Linked DNA regions of Homo sapiens: all the other regions are linked to region 2. Evidence: chromatin contacts called from ENCODE Hi-C or POLR2A ChIA-PET data. All regions are on one chromosome and are shown on one strand. The core of a region is the stretch at or near the end of the contact, and the rest is flanking DNA. Distances in the headings are between cores, read along the strand shown. Region 1 overlaps TEKT5 (tektin 5). Region 2 has its middle 73 kb from the start of ATF7IP2. Region 3 overlaps NUBP1 (NUBP iron-sulfur cluster assembly factor 1, cytosolic).

Region 1 (4,654 bases), core at 1,189-3,688, 330 kb before region 2:
AGACTGGGTTGGGAACATCACCTGAGCCCAGGAGTTCTAGGCTGCAGTGAGATATGATAGTGCCACTGCACTCCAGCCTAGGCAACATAGTGAGATCCAATTTCTACAAACAAAATAAAAATAAATAGCCAGGTATGGTGGCATGCACCTGTAGTACCAGTTACTCAGGTGGCTGAGGCAGAAGGATCACTTGAGCCCGGGAGTTTAAGGTTGCAGTGAGCCATGATCATGCCATTGCACTCCAGCCTGGGCAACAGAGAGAGAACTTGTCTCTAAAAATAAAATTAAAAATGAAAATAAAAGAGAAACTTCAGGTCTCTTCAATAAATGCAAAACCATCAGCACTTGCTGTAAGCAGAGGGTAGCTAGAAAATAAATATAAGGGAAGCAGAGCCAACCATTCAAATGCAGTCTGAGCCTGTGGCCTGCAGAAACTGCTCAATGCTGAAGCTGCTCTTTGTGAACCATGCAAGATGGCCAAGGGCTAGAGAGACAAAGATAGGCTGGCACCACGTGGGGCCTCATGCCTGGAAATGGTCAGCAGGTTTGAAAGAGAATTGACAAGGAGGTAACTGTCTCATTTCTCTTATCTAAAAACCAGGGGATGCAGGCAGGGCGTGGTGGCTCATGCCTGTAATCCCAGCACTTTGGGAGGCCGAGATAGGCGGATCACTCGAGGCCGGGAGTTCGAGACCAGCCTGGCCAACATGGCAAAACCCTGTCTCTACTAACAAAAATAAATAAATAAATACAAAAATCAGCCAGATGTGGTAGCACATGCCTGTGTCCCAGCTACTCAGGAGGCTGAGGCAGGAGAATCACTTGACCCTGGGAGGCGGAGGTTGCAGTGAGCCGAGATCACTCCACTGCATTCCAGCCTGGGTAACACAGCAAGACTCTGTCTCAAAAAAAAAAATGATAAATAAAAATAAAAGCCAGGGAATGTTGCTAGAACCTTCTGCATAGGATTGGTTTGGTTCTATAATGAGATGATTCATGTAAGAGTCTTGGCGCAGGACCTGGCCTGGAGTAAACTCTTGATAAATGGTTGTGTGTGCCTGTGCCCTTGTTCCTCTGCTTACACAGGAATTCCAGGAGAACTGACATGGTGCCTTTTTTTGTGGCCCTGTCCCCCACCCATGTGCTGTACATCAAAGGCATTTAATAAATATTTTTAACAGGAGGTGGGAGGGACTTGAGTTCTGTGATGCTGACAGTGACCATTTGTCTCACTTGTAGCCAGTACTCGTATGTGCTCAACAAGTGATTGTTGTGTAAAAAAGCAAACAACAGAGTGTAAAGTCCAGCAGAATGTCCACTCCACAAGGACAGGGTTTTCCAGCTGTTGTGGTTACTCGGATCCACTGCCTAGAACAGTGCTTGGCACTAAGTAGGTGCTCAACGAACATTTGTTGCACTGACATATGAATCAATGACTCTGTGGATGAATGAATGAATGAAGAAAAGATTGAGCTTATGAATGAGTATTAGCTCTTCCTTTCCCAGACCCAGGAGACAGGCCTTTTGTAAAGTTTCAGGTCCCCATCACAGGCTGACTGAGCCCTAAGCATGGTGACCAGGAAATGGAGAAAGTGAACAAAGAAAGAGACAAGGTGGGCTCAGGTCTCTGGCCTGAGGCATCTCTAGATTTCCCTAGCAACAGCACCTACTGGTGGAGGGGAGCATCCTGGGAGCTGCCCTGGATGGGCTCAGGGTGGGGCCAGGAAGGCGCGTACCACAGGTGGCTGCTGCTTTTTTTTTTTTTTTTTGAGACAGGGTCCCACTCTGTCACCCAGGCTGGGGTGCAGTGGCGTCATCACAGCTCACTGCAGCCTCGACATCCCAGGCTTAAGCGATCCTCCTGCCTCAGCCTCCTGAGTAGCTGGGACCGCCGGTGTGCACCACCACGCCCGGCTTATTTTTTTTTAAATTTTTTGTAGAGACAGGGTCTCACCATGCTACCCAAGCTGGTCGAATTCCTGGACTCAAGCAATCTGCCTGCCTCAGCCTCCCAAAGTGCTGGGACCACAGTTGTCAGCCACCGCGCCCAGCCCACTGGCAGCTTCTTATCACCCGCTGAACCCTCAGTAATGTCCCGTCCACCCCAGCAATAGGCTCTTCAAGTAGGGACGCCTAGATGGTAGGGGCTGTTTTCCATGACAGGGCAAACACTGGGCAAAGTGGCACCAAGGAGCATTTTTCATCTATATAAGGCTTTATTTTCTTCTGCGCTGGGCTGAAGTGGTGCATTCTAAGGGTTGTACATCCCACCCACTGCCCCCACAAAGGGGAGGTTTCTGAAGAAAATCCCCAGGGCTTCCAAGAGAGGTGTTGCCGCATTGAGTGTTTATATGCCACTCACATTCTGGGCACAGAACATTCTTATGGGATAATGTTTAACCAGCGTGTGGGCTGAGTTGCTGTGGCTCACAGAGGACCAGGTGAAGGGCTGGCCTCCTTCCTAGGTGGGCTCTGGAGGAGGCTGGGCCTCCTTGCCCTCCCATAACCCAGCTTCTCGTCTTGACTCCACCAGTAGGAAACAGGCATCCTTTTGTCCTCTTTAGGGAGCAAACTGCTATCTATTTTTCCTGGATTTTTTCTTAAGCTAATACAGAAGCCAGGACTTTGATTCTTTGAAAAAAAAAATTCTGTTTTAAGCAATTTCTTGGTGCCCATAGGTTATGGGCCCAACCTCATTCAGTCATTCCTTGCATATTAAGATGTGTGAATGTTTTACAGCTTATGAGAAAGGAAAAAAAGCAAAGTGACTGTAAAATCCTTGAAGGCAGGGACTGGGTGTTATACTTGCAATCCCACCTCATTCAGGAGCAATTTACTGTGTAATCAGTTTTCCCCTATCTTAAAATCCGAGATGGGCAGGATTCTATAATTTGTAGGGCAGGTTGTTCCCAAATTTGAGTGTGCACAAGAGTCACTGGGGGGAAGCTGGTTAAAAATCTAGATTTCCAGATCCCACTGTGATTCATTCATTCAATTGATGTTTATTGAGCTACTACCATAAGTAGGGTTTCCAGATTTAGCAAAGACAAATACAGGATGTCCATTTAAACTTGAATGTCAGATCAACAAATTTTTTTTTTTTTTTGAGACAGAGTCTTACTCTGTTGGCCAGGCTAGAATGCAGTACAGTGTTGTGATCATAGCTGAGTGCGACCTCGACCTTCTGGGCTCAAGCAATCCTTCCTCAGCCTCCCAAGTAGCTGGGATTACAGATGTGCACTATATGCCTGGCCAGTTTTTCTTTTTTTTCTGTAGAGATGGGGTCTCACTATATTGCCCAGGCTGGTCTCAAACTCCTTGGCTCAAGCGATCCTCCCACCTCAGTGCCCCGCAAAGTGCTGGAATTACAGGCACTAAGACACTATGGCCAGCCAACAAATTATTATATTTTTTAAATTTTATTTAGTTTTTGAGACAGAGTTTCACTCTTGTTGCCCAGTCTTGCAGTCCAGTGCAATGGTGTGATCTTGGCTCCCTGCAACCTCCGCCTCCCAGGTTCAAGCGATTTTCCTGTCTCAGCCTCCCAGTAGCTGGAATTACAGGTGCTTGCCACCATGTCTGGCCAATTTTTGTATTTTTAGCAGAGATGGGATTTTACCATGTTGGCCAGGCTGGTTTTGAACTCCTCTCCTCAGGTGATCTGCCTGCTTTGGCCTCCCAAAGTGCTGGGATTACAGGCGTGAGCCACTGTGCCTGGCCAAATTATTATTATATAGGATCTTGCTCTGCTGCCCAGGCTGGAGTGCAGTGGTGCATCACGGCTCACTGCAGCCTTCACCTCCTGGGGTCAGGCAGTCCTCCCACCTCAGCCTCCTGAGTAGCTGGGACCACAGGTGCAAACCACCACACCTGACTAATTTTTTTGTATTTTTTGTAGAGATGGGTTTTCACTATGTTGCCCAGGCTGGTCTCGAACTCCTGGGCTCAAGCAATCCTCCCACCTCAGCCTCTCAAAGTGTTTAGGATTATAGGTGTGAGCCATTGTGCCTGACCTACAAATCATGTTTTAACATCAGTATGTCTCATGCAATAACTGGGGGGGCTTGCCTCCTTGCATTCATGCTACTATAACCAAGTACCACCATAGGCTAGGTGGTTTGTAAACATCAAAATTTATTTCTCACAGTTCTGGAGGCTAAAAGTCCAAGGTCAGGGTGCCAGCATGATCGGGTTCTGGTGAGGGCCCTCTTCCGGGTTGTAGACAGCCTTTGTATTTCTTCACCTGGCAGAAAGAGAGTAAAGTAGCCTCTTCTTATAAAGGCACTAATCCCATTCATGAGAGCTCCACCTCATCACCTAATCGCCTCTCAGAGGCCCCACCTCCAGCACACTGGGACAGATTAAGCTTTCAATATAGGAATTTTGGGGGAACACAGACATTCAGGCAGTCCATTACAGAACATACACGAGAAAGTGCTTTGTTGTTTATATGAAATTCAAATTTAACTGGGAGTCCTATAGTTTAACTGGTAACCCTAATGCTGCACCAAACACTGTTCTAGGCGATAGGAGAACAGTGTGAACAAAACACAGCCCCTGATTTCTGATAGCTTATGTTATAGTCAGGAAGCCATTTCCTGGTGCCCCCATAGGGTCTGGAGACAAACTGATTCATGCAGACAAATAGATCCAG
Region 2 (5,110 bases), core at 934-3,433:
TGTAATCCCAGCTACTCAGGAGGCTGAGGCAGGAGAATCACTTGAACCTGGGAGGCGGAGGTTGCGGTGAGCTGAGATCACACCATTGCACTCCAGCCTGGGCAACAAGAGCGAAACTCCATCTCAAAATAAATAAATAAACAAATAAATAATGTCACTTCCATCAACATATGAACTGCACTACAAGATAATAGTGAGCCTTTAGACTTTTGGGAAGAGAAATACCAAATAAAAATAAGATGATACATAATCATTTTTATGACTCCCACTGAAATTTTCTTTTTTGCCTGGATGAAAACAGTTGAAGCAATGGATTCTCATAATGAGTAAGAGAATCGGGTCAAATGAACCCGTCTCCAAGGAGATTTAAAATGCTTTTCAAACCCTCTTGATAGTAACCACGATTTATGCATTTTCTTTGAATTCTATTATTCTGGGCCCAGCTTGCCGGCTTGTCTTACATCATTATTTTAGACTAAAGCTCCATCTTCTGGAGAAGGAATGATATATAACAACTACTCAACACATTGACTAACAGTCAAACTCAATTTGGAAGTTCCTGAGATGGTGTCTTTCTTAGTCATCTCAACAATTTCTCATTGGCAGCTCATTTTTCCCCCTCTGGAAAGAATGTCATCTCAGTGGGGCATGGATGCTAGATGGAAGCTATTGATCACCTTCCCATTCTTGAGGGGAGATTCATAGCCTACTTCTATTTTTATGTTTATGGTTTCTGCAGCAGGAGACTGATTGGAATAATTCCCCTCCCCTCTGCATGTTCCTCGTATCATTGAATAGGTACCGGGTATTATTTTCATATTCTCTAGAGAAATCTATTTATCTGCAGCTCTTGCTATATTTTATTCATATGGTCTATTCTGAAGCTCCTTTTGAATGCAAATATTTTATTTTATTTTATTTTATTTTGAGACAGGATCTTGCTCTGTTGCCCAGGCTGGAGTGCAGTGGCATAATCAGCTTACTGCAGCCTCAACCTCCTGGGCTCAAGTGATCCTCCCATCTCAGCCTCCTGAGTAACTGGGACTACAGACATGCCATTACCCCTGGCTCATTTTCGTATTTTTTGTAGAGGTGGGGTTTTGCCATGTTGCCTAGGCTCCTGGGCTCAAATGATCCTCCCTCTTTAGCCTCCCAAAGTGCGGGGATTACAGGTGTGAGGCACTGTGTCCAGCCTGAATGTAAATATTTTAAGGGTTTAGGTTAATGGTATATTTTTGAGAGATTAAAAAATGGTCACTTTTTCCTTTTTTTTTTTTTTTTTAAACAAACTAAATTTTTTAAGAATAGTTTTAGCTGGGCACAGTGGTTCACACCTGTAATCTCAACACTTTGGGAGGCCAAGGCAGGTGGATCACCTGACGGCAGGAGTTTGAGACCAGCCTGGCCAACATGGTGAAACCCTGTCTCTACTAAAAGTACAAAAATTAGCCAGGCATGGTGGTAGCTCCCTGTAATCCTAGCTACTTGGGAGGCTGAGGCAGGAGAATCATTTGAACCCGGGAGGTGGAGGTTGCAGTGAGCTGAGATTGCGCCACTGTACTCTAGCCCAGGCAACAAGAGTAAAACTCCATCTCAAAAAAAAAAAAAAAGAATAGTTTTACATTTTACAAAAATTGTGAAGGTAGTACAGTGTCCTCATACATCCTGACTCAGTTTCCCCTGTTAGCTTACATTAGTGTGGTGCATTTGTTACAATCAACGATCTAATATTGATGCATTAACTAAAGCCCATACTTTATTCGGACTGCCTTAGTTTTTACCTTGTGACAGATTTCCTGTTCCAGGATCCCATCAAGGATACCAATTACATTTAGTTGTCATGTCTCTTTAGGGTCCTCTTCGCTGTGACAGTTTCTCAGAATTTGTTTTTGATGACAGTTCTGAGAAGTACTGGTCAGGCAATTTGCAGCACGGCCCTCTACTGAGATTTGTCTGATGTTTTTTTTTCATGATTAGCTGAGGTTATGGATTTTTGGAAGAAAGATGATAGTGGTAAAATGCCATTTTTATCAAGTGATACCAGCGCATACTGTTGACATGACTTATCATGGTTGATGTTGGCCTTGATCACCTGGTTGAGGTAGTGTTTATCAAGTTTCTCACTGTACAGTTGCTCTTTCCCTCCCTTTGTGCTCTTTGTAAGGAAGTCACTCTGTGCAGTCCACACTTAAAGCATGATGAGTTATGCTCCACCTCCCTTTTTGTGTTTATTTTTAGAATCAAGGTTTCACTCTGTTGCCCAGGCTGGAGTGCAGTGGTGCGATCATAGCTCACTGCAGCCTTGGCCTCCTGGACTCAAGGGATCTTCTTTCCTCAGCCTCCTGAGTAGCTGGGACTACAGGTTCACACCCTGCAGGCTAATATTTAAATTTTTTGAAGAGATGGAATCTCACTAAATTGCCCAGGCTGGCCTTGAACTTCTGGGCTTGGGTGATCTTTCCACCTTGGCCTCCCAAAGCACTGGGATTACAGGGATGAGCCATCGCGCCTGGCTGATCCTAGCACTTTGGGAGCATCAAATATAAAATATATATAAAGAGAAACCCTAGTTGTTGTTTCATTCTCATGCAAACCAACGGCCTGTGGTGTGCTAGTAAATGTTTAACAACCTCAGTCTAGTCATGAGGAAACACCAAGTTAAGGGACAGTCTACAAAATAAAAGATCAATATTTCTCAAAAGTGTCAAAGTGGTGAGGAATAAAGGAAGACGGAGAAACTGTCACACATTGGAGGAGACCAAGAAGACATAACTAAATGTAAGGTGGGGTCCCAATTGGATTTTTTTTTTTTTTTTTTTTTTTTAGAAAGGGTCTCACTCTGTTGCCTGGGCTGAAGTGCAGTGGCGCGATCTTGGCTCACTGCAACCTCTGCTTCCTGGGATCAAGTGATTCTCCTGCCCCAGCCTCCTGAGTAGCTGGGATTACAGGTGCCCACCACCACGCCCAGCTACTTTTATTTTTGGATTTTTAGTGGAGATGGGGTTTCACCATGTTGGCCAGACTGGTCTCAAACTCCTGGCCTCAAGTGATTCACCTGCCTCGGCCTCCCAGAGTGTTAGGATTACAGGCATGAGCCACCATGCCCGGCCCCAATTGGATTCTGAAATGGGGAAGGGCCCCAGAATAAGCCAGTGTGGCATAAAAATTGTTTTGAGCCGAGGGCTTCTGACTTTCTGAAATCTCTTATCTGCCTAAGAGCAGAGCCTCCCAAAAGAATAAAAAAGAACTCTATTGTCATAAATCTTATCCCTGGGAACAACTCCAATCTTCTCTGAGACAGAAGTCAGCCACACACCAAAGCAGACAGTCACAAAATCTGTCATATCCCCCATCTAGTCTCCTAAGGGCTCATTTATCTTTCCAAAACCTCGTTTGTTTTTCCACAAGTGCTCTTTCTTCCCTTCTCCTTCATCTATTTTGTCTTTTTCGTTTCCTGTCTTTTTTTTTCGAGACAGGGTCTCCCTCTGTTGCCCGGGCTGGAGTGCAGTGGTACGATCATAACTCATTGAAACCTCGACCTACCAGGCTCAAGCAATCCTCCAACCTCAGTCTCCCAAGTAGCTGGGACTACAGCTATGCATCACCATGCCCAGCTAATTTTTTTTTTTTTTTTTTTTTGTAGAGACAAGTTCTCACTTTGTTGCCCAAGCTGGTCTTGAACCCCTGGGCTCAAGTGATCCTCCTGCCTCAGCCTCCTAAAGTACTGTGATCCTTCACCTATTAAGATGGATTATAAGCCCCAAATTCTATTTTTTTTTTTTTTTTTGAGACAGAGTCTCGCTTTGCCCGGAGTAGAGTGCAGTGGTGCATTCTCGGCTCACTGCAACCTCTGCCTCGTGGATTCAGGCAATTCTCCTGCCTCAGACTCCTGAGTAGCTGGGGTTACAGACACCTGCCACCATGCTCGGCTAATGTTTTGTATTTTTAGTGAAGATGGGGTTTCACCAAGTAGGCCAGGCTGGTCTCGAACTCCTGGTCTCAAGCGATCCACCGGCCTTAGCCTCCCAAAGTGCTGGGATTACAGGCATGAGCCACCACGTCCGGCTATAAGCCCCAAATTCTAACCACTCCTTTGAGTCACATTTTCTTTTCTGTGAACTCCCATGTGCATACATACATATGGAAATAAAACGTCTTTTCTCTTGCTAGTCTGACTTGTGTCAGTTTAATGTATGGACCCTGTCAGTGAAAATAAGGGAGCAGAGGAAATATTTTTCCTCCCAGAAGGCGGCAAAGGACATTAGTGGAAAAACCGGTGAAAAATGAATAAGGTCTGCAGTGAATTGTCCTAGTGCTAATTTCTTGGTTTTGATGATTGTAAGACCTTAACATCAGAGAAACCTAGGTGAGAGTACACAGGAATGATCGGTGCTATCTTTGCAACTTTCTGATAAATCTAAAATAATTTCAAAGTTTAAAAAGTTAAAAACAAAGGAAAATCATAGCAACAACACTATCAAAGACCATAGGCCTTGAAGCCAGCCTACACTGGATTTATTTTTATTTATTTATTTTTTTGAGAGGGAGTCTCGCTCTGTTACCCAGGCTGGAGTGCAGTGGCATGATCTTGGCTCACTGTAACCTCCACCTCCTGGGTTCGAGTGGTTCTTCTGCCTTAGCTTCCTGAGTAGCTGGGATTACAGGCCTGTACCACCACACCTGGCTAATTTTCGTATATTTAGTAGAGACAGGGCTTTGCCATGTTGGCCAGGCTGGACTCAAACTCCTGACTTCAGGTGATCCACCTGCTTCGGCCTCCCAAAGTGTTGGGATTACAGGTGTGAGCCACCATGCCCGGCCTGGATTTATTTTTATTTTTTATTTTTTTCTCTGGATACCATTGATTGGAATCTCATTCTGGATTTAAATCTTGATTATTCCACAAATCTATTGGGCAATAATGAGCTGAGTGAACCTAGGGCAAGTTAATCTCACTCTTGCAACCATCAGTTTCCTCCACCAACAAATAGATGGGACAGCGACGATATGACCCACCTCACAAAGGTGTGGTGATGCATTTGTGTATAAAGCTTGCAGTAAGTATCTTCCAGTGTTCAGTAGAACCATAACCATCACATCTGCTTTTTTG
Region 3 (4,846 bases), core at 1,057-3,556, 440 kb before region 2:
AACTCTACTTGGATGTCTAGATAGGGAACCAAAGTTACTCAAGTTCAAATATGATGTTGTGTCTAAGGTATCTTAAAAGAGTCATAAAAATCGGCTGGGGACTGATGAGAAAATGCAGATACCTGTGGAGCAATGAGGTGGCTTTTGTAAAAGCACAGGAGTGAAGGGAATGAGCTCTCACGAAACAGCTGATTCAGAACCTGTCCCCAATCAGCTCCAGCCACAAAGGGGAGCTTCCTGGGGCAACAAGATTCAGACCTCTTCCCCCCAGCAGGTGTCCAGCAGCACACAAAGCGCACACTGAAAGTTTAATTTTCTTGATGAAGCCTTACTTTTCTCAACAGATTTACTGAGACATGATTCATAGACAATATGACTCACCCATTGAATGAGTGGCTTTCTGTACAGTCACAAGCATGCAGCCATCACCACAGTTTTATTTTTTATTTTTATTTTTGAGATGGGGTCTTGCCCTGTCGACCAGGCTGGAGTGCAGTGGCGTGATCCTGACTCACTGCAACCTCCACCTCCCAGGTTCAAGTGATTCTCCTGCCTTAGCCTCCCAGGTAGCTGAGATTATAGGTGCCCGCCACCATGCCCAGCTAATTTTTGTATTTTTTGTAGAGACGGGGTTTCACCATGTTGGCCAGCCTGGTCTCAAACTCCTGACCTCAAGTGATCCACCCGCCTTGGCCTCCCAAAGTGTTGGGATTGCAGGTGTGAGCCACTGTACCCAGTCACCACAATTTTAGAACATTTGCCTGACTCTTAAGAAGAATCCCTATACCCCTCAGCTGTCACCACCCCCCACAGTCTGTCTCACATCCTCCCAGCCTTACAGGACCCCTAATCCACTTTCTCTCACTGTGGACTGACCTATTCTGCACATTTCATGTAAGTGGAATCACACAACATGCGGTCCTCTGTGACTGACTTCGAAGTTCTATTAAAAGACACCCAGCCAGGCACAGTGGCTCACACCTGTAATCCAAACACTGCGGGAGGCTGAGGCGGGAGGATCACCTGAGGTCAGGAGTTCGAGACCAGCCTGGTCAACATGGTGAAACCCCAACTCTACTAAAAATACAAAAAATAGCTGGACGTGGTGGCGTGTGTCTGTAATGCCAGCTATTCAGGAGGCTGAGGCAGGAGAACTGCTTGAGCCCGGGAGGCGGAGGTTGTGGTGAGCCGAGATCGCGACACTGCACTCCAGCCTGGGCAACAAGAGTGAAACTCTGTCTCAATAAAATAAATAAAATAAAATAAAATAAAATAAAATAAAATAAACCCCACAAAACCATTCATTCCTATTTACACTCGTTTGCTAAGTCCATTTGTCTTAAAAGAGGGGTAAACAGGATGATCCAATAGTGCAGGAGAAGAAAATAGGGAAACTTCTATTTTCTTTTATTTTAAAATTTTCTGTTTCATGAAATAATTACGTGTGATGACAGTAGCTTATACCTTCACTGTGGCGTGTGCTACCAAATCCATTGGGGTATGTGACCAAGCCTCACAGGGTGACATCGCTCTCCTTCCCTACTCCCTCGGAAGCAAACCCCAAGGCCTTAGAAGTGCCTGCAAGGCCGGCCCCATCTGCTTCGGGCCACCCTCCAGCCCCTCTGGTCACTCCACTGAGGACACAAGGACACCTTGTGTCAGCGGCCCATGCAGTTGCTCCCTTAGCCCAGAATGCCCTTCCCCCAGCTCTCCCCTCCTGTCATCCTCTGCTCAAATGCTATCCCTCAGTGAGGGCACCTTTGACCACCCCTCAGCCCCTCTGACTCTGCCCTACTGTCCATCCCCTCACTCTGGGTTGGTTTCACATTATCTAGCATCTGCCTTCTCCCACCCAGACAGGGGTCTTCATGGACCTTGTTCACCACTGCATCCCCAAAACAGGATTAATGCATTCCTGGCACTAATTAAAGAAAGAACCAATCTTGAGACTCTCGGGACATCCCAGCACCCCCAGCCCCAGCTTCCATGCACTGCCCTTGGGGGAATCCTCTCTTGGAGAGCTTCTTGCTAGCAAGAAGAGGCCAGCAACTACATAGACTGCTACAGCCCTGCCCCCAGCCCACATCGCTCACCCGCCCTGCAGTCTCAGTTCCCCAGGGGAGACCACAAGGGCAGAAATATTCCCTTGCTTCCAGGGTACAGACCCATAGCAAGCCCTGGTCTAATGTTCCCAGTCAGAGCTAAATTTCCGTGTCTTACTTCTGCATTTCACTGGCTGTTTCCCTTCCCCTCTGAGGAGGCATCGAAACCAATGCTTCTCCAATGGTGTAGACAGACTTCATATACAATCCCGCCCCTCCCCCGCCAAGACTCACAGTTGTTGTTAAAAGTAGACAGATGGACTACTGAGCATGTATGAGCTCCTCATGTCCACATAAACATTTACAGGCCAGGTGCGGTGGCTCACGCCTGTAATCCTAGCACTTTGGGAGGCTGAGGCAGGTGATCACTAGAGGTCAGGAGGTGGAGCCCAGCTTGGCCAACGTAGTGAAACCTGGTCTCTACCAAAAATACAAAAATTAGTTGGGCATGATGGCACACCACTGTAGTCCCAGCTACTCAGGAGGCTGAGCACAAGAATCGCTTGAACCCAGGAGGTGGAGGTTGCAGTGAGCTGAGGTTGCACCACTGCACTCCAGCCCGGGCGACAAGAGTGAGACCTTGTCTCAAAAACAACAAAACAAAACAACAACAAAAAAACATTTATGGGCTCCGCATGCCTCTTTGTTGAGGTTTGACAGTTCAGTGCTACAGAGTTTGCCTTAAGAGAATAATTTCCTGAGTTCTGTAACCGGCTATTACCTGCTCTCCTTCCAATCCCATTATCTTGGGAATCGATGGCCCACATATATCGATGTCTAGAAGAGCAATCTGGGGACAAGAAGAGACCAAAGCGGTTATATAACTGAATGCACACACTCCAGACACACACAACTAGGAGGGGAGCGGGGTTAGAGGAAAAGGACAGGGGAGAAGACAGAAACTGGGTTAAACTTGGAGCCATCAGATTCTCCTGAGGGAGAGTCCTAACGCTGATCTCAAGGTTCATAAACACTGATGCCCCCATTCCCCTACCCCTCAGCCTGGCTGAGCTCCTCAAGGGTGATCTTACAGACCTGGCTGTCAGGTCACTTGGAGGCTCGGGCTCAGACCTTGTTTACTGAGCCCTGGTTGGAGGAGACGGGGAAAGGGACCTAGCGCCTGTTTGGCTTGTGTGACAGAATGGATGGAACAGCCAAGAGACGGCAGTGTTGGAGCCACCCTAAACAGCTCTCTTTTGCTCACCCCTCACCAAGCCTTGGTCTCTGCATCTTAAATTTTTCTCAAACTCATCCTATCTTGTTCAGGAGTCTCAGATACAAGCCAAATCTAGACTATTTAAGCAGAATATGAATGTATTAAAAAATATTGGGGGCTGGGTGCAGTGGCTCACGCCTGTAATCCCAACACTTTGGGAGGCTGAGGCGGCCATGTGCCTAGAAGGTAAGTATCATTATCTCTGGTTTACAGAGGAGGAAACTGAGGTTCAGAGGGGACCAGTTCAATAAGCAGGGAACAGAGCTGGGACATAAACTGAGGTCTTTCGGCCCCAACTGGGGCTCTTTCCAGTACACCACGGGCCTGCTGTGGAGGACCAGAGTGGAGCCTCTAGCTGAACCCTGACCAAGCCCTGTTTTCCTTTGATCCTGAAGGTGAATGATGGTTTAGGCTAAACTTACAGAACAGAAACTTAAAGTAAGATGGAAACCTGGAAAAGCTCTTTAGTTGTGACTCAGGTGCAGCTTCAGGCGACCCCATTCCACCCCAAGCCTTCCCCTCTGATACAGGAGGTCTGAGACGGCCTTCAGGAACCTTCTGAGAACAGGGCTAGTATTCATCTTGAAAGCTGCAATGACTCGGATCCAAAGTGCTGCACCTCCGCGTCACTTTTTAACTTGCCCTGAATTAGTTTCTTGCCACCCTCTTCAATCCTCTCAACAAACCCAGCCTCCTACTTCCTCAGCACCCAGCGCTGTCTCAAACTTGTGCACGGGAAAACGCCATCCACAGACCAGCACTGGCCTCAGGTGCCCTCTATGGAGCCATCCGGGGAGAACAGCAGAGCGACATCATCGGAAAACCTGACTTGCTCTCTCCGGACCTTGATACTTGGGACTGATGTGTCAATGATCCACGGGGAAATGACACTATCACTATGACTGTGATAGAGACTTTCCTCGATACTCTCAGGTTTCTAGTGACTCTGTCTCCATGCCCTTCCTTTAGGGAACAATTTAATCAATTCCCTTTAGAGGAATTTCACTCCCTTGGGGAGTGAATCTTGAGCGAAATGATGTAAGGATATGAGAAGCAGATCCAGCGCACTCTCTCACTCCCGTGGCAGGCCCGAGAGGCTGTTGACAAGCTCCTGCTACCCAGATGGCCAGGACGGCCCTGGGTCCTGTCTGTTCAGACTTCCTGTTGATCTTATTACTACCCCAAAATCTGTCCATTTAATTTTGCTTAGGTTAGGCCAGAAAAGCAAAGCTGAGAGCAATGCGCCTGCGTTCCTCCCAGCAGGACCTCTGGGCCTGTGTTTGCAGCTGATGGGAAGAGGCCGCGTTTGCTGCAGAAGGTGGAGATGCTGCAAGGCTGTCGGGACCCAAAGCGTCTCCTTTACTCAGCACCCCAAACTGCCCCTGATGAGGAGGGTAGGGGAAGAGGGATTTAGTCCTAACTTTTAGTCCTTGCACAAGTTGCTTCTGCTTTCGAAGCCTTGGCTGTCTGGGCTTCTGATCTGTGAGACAACTGCTCCGGGGTCATCAAGGCCCCTCTCAGCTCTGCA

What was found. Hi-C counts contacts between places; a loop is a spot of excess contacts on that map. ChIA-PET counts read pairs that join two places held with the same protein, here RNA polymerase II (POLR2A). Pooled maps may share reads with other maps.
Region 1: a loop to region 2 is called in a map of HepG2, with 3 times the contacts of the local background. The contact joins two enhancer-like sites. A Hi-C loop is called at or near these places in 1 of 168 maps with a recorded cell type or tissue (HepG2). POLR2A ChIA-PET finds 5 or more read pairs at or near these places in 2 of 52 experiments (OCI-LY7 and WTC11).
Region 3: a pooled map shows a loop between it and region 2 (2.9-fold over the local background). The contact joins two enhancer-like sites. A Hi-C loop is called at or near these places in 1 of 168 maps with a recorded cell type or tissue (GM12878), 1 of 37 single-sample maps with no recorded cell type and 4 of 50 pooled maps. POLR2A ChIA-PET finds 5 or more read pairs at or near these places in 3 of 52 experiments (AG04450, GM10248 and HepG2).

The regions. Positions count from the first base shown.
Region 1 is chr16:10,644,587-10,649,240 of GRCh38, reverse strand. The region is part of intron 5 of TEKT5 (tektin 5); the gene reads left to right. Among named protein-coding and RNA genes, the nearest start is that of TEKT5, 48 kb to the left of the region's middle. Within about 2 kb of position 2,438, at least 4 of the 41 ENCODE cell types and tissues checked have a DNase peak (open chromatin) inside an H3K27ac peak, as active enhancers do.
Region 2 is chr16:10,310,389-10,315,498 of GRCh38, reverse strand. No RefSeq gene overlaps it. Among named protein-coding and RNA genes, the nearest start is that of ATF7IP2, 73 kb to the left of the region's middle. Within about 2 kb of position 2,183, at least 2 of the 41 ENCODE cell types and tissues checked have a DNase peak (open chromatin) inside an H3K27ac peak, as active enhancers do; they include GM12878, where a contact is called at or near this core.
Region 3 is chr16:10,750,656-10,755,501 of GRCh38, reverse strand. NUBP1 (NUBP iron-sulfur cluster assembly factor 1, cytosolic) reads right to left here. Exons shown (of 11, transcript NM_002484.4): 4 at 2,824-2,892. Among named protein-coding and RNA genes, the nearest start is that of NUBP1, 9.2 kb to the right of the region's middle. Within about 2 kb of position 2,306, at least 10 of the 41 ENCODE cell types and tissues checked have a DNase peak (open chromatin) inside an H3K27ac peak, as active enhancers do; they include GM12878, where a contact is called at or near this core.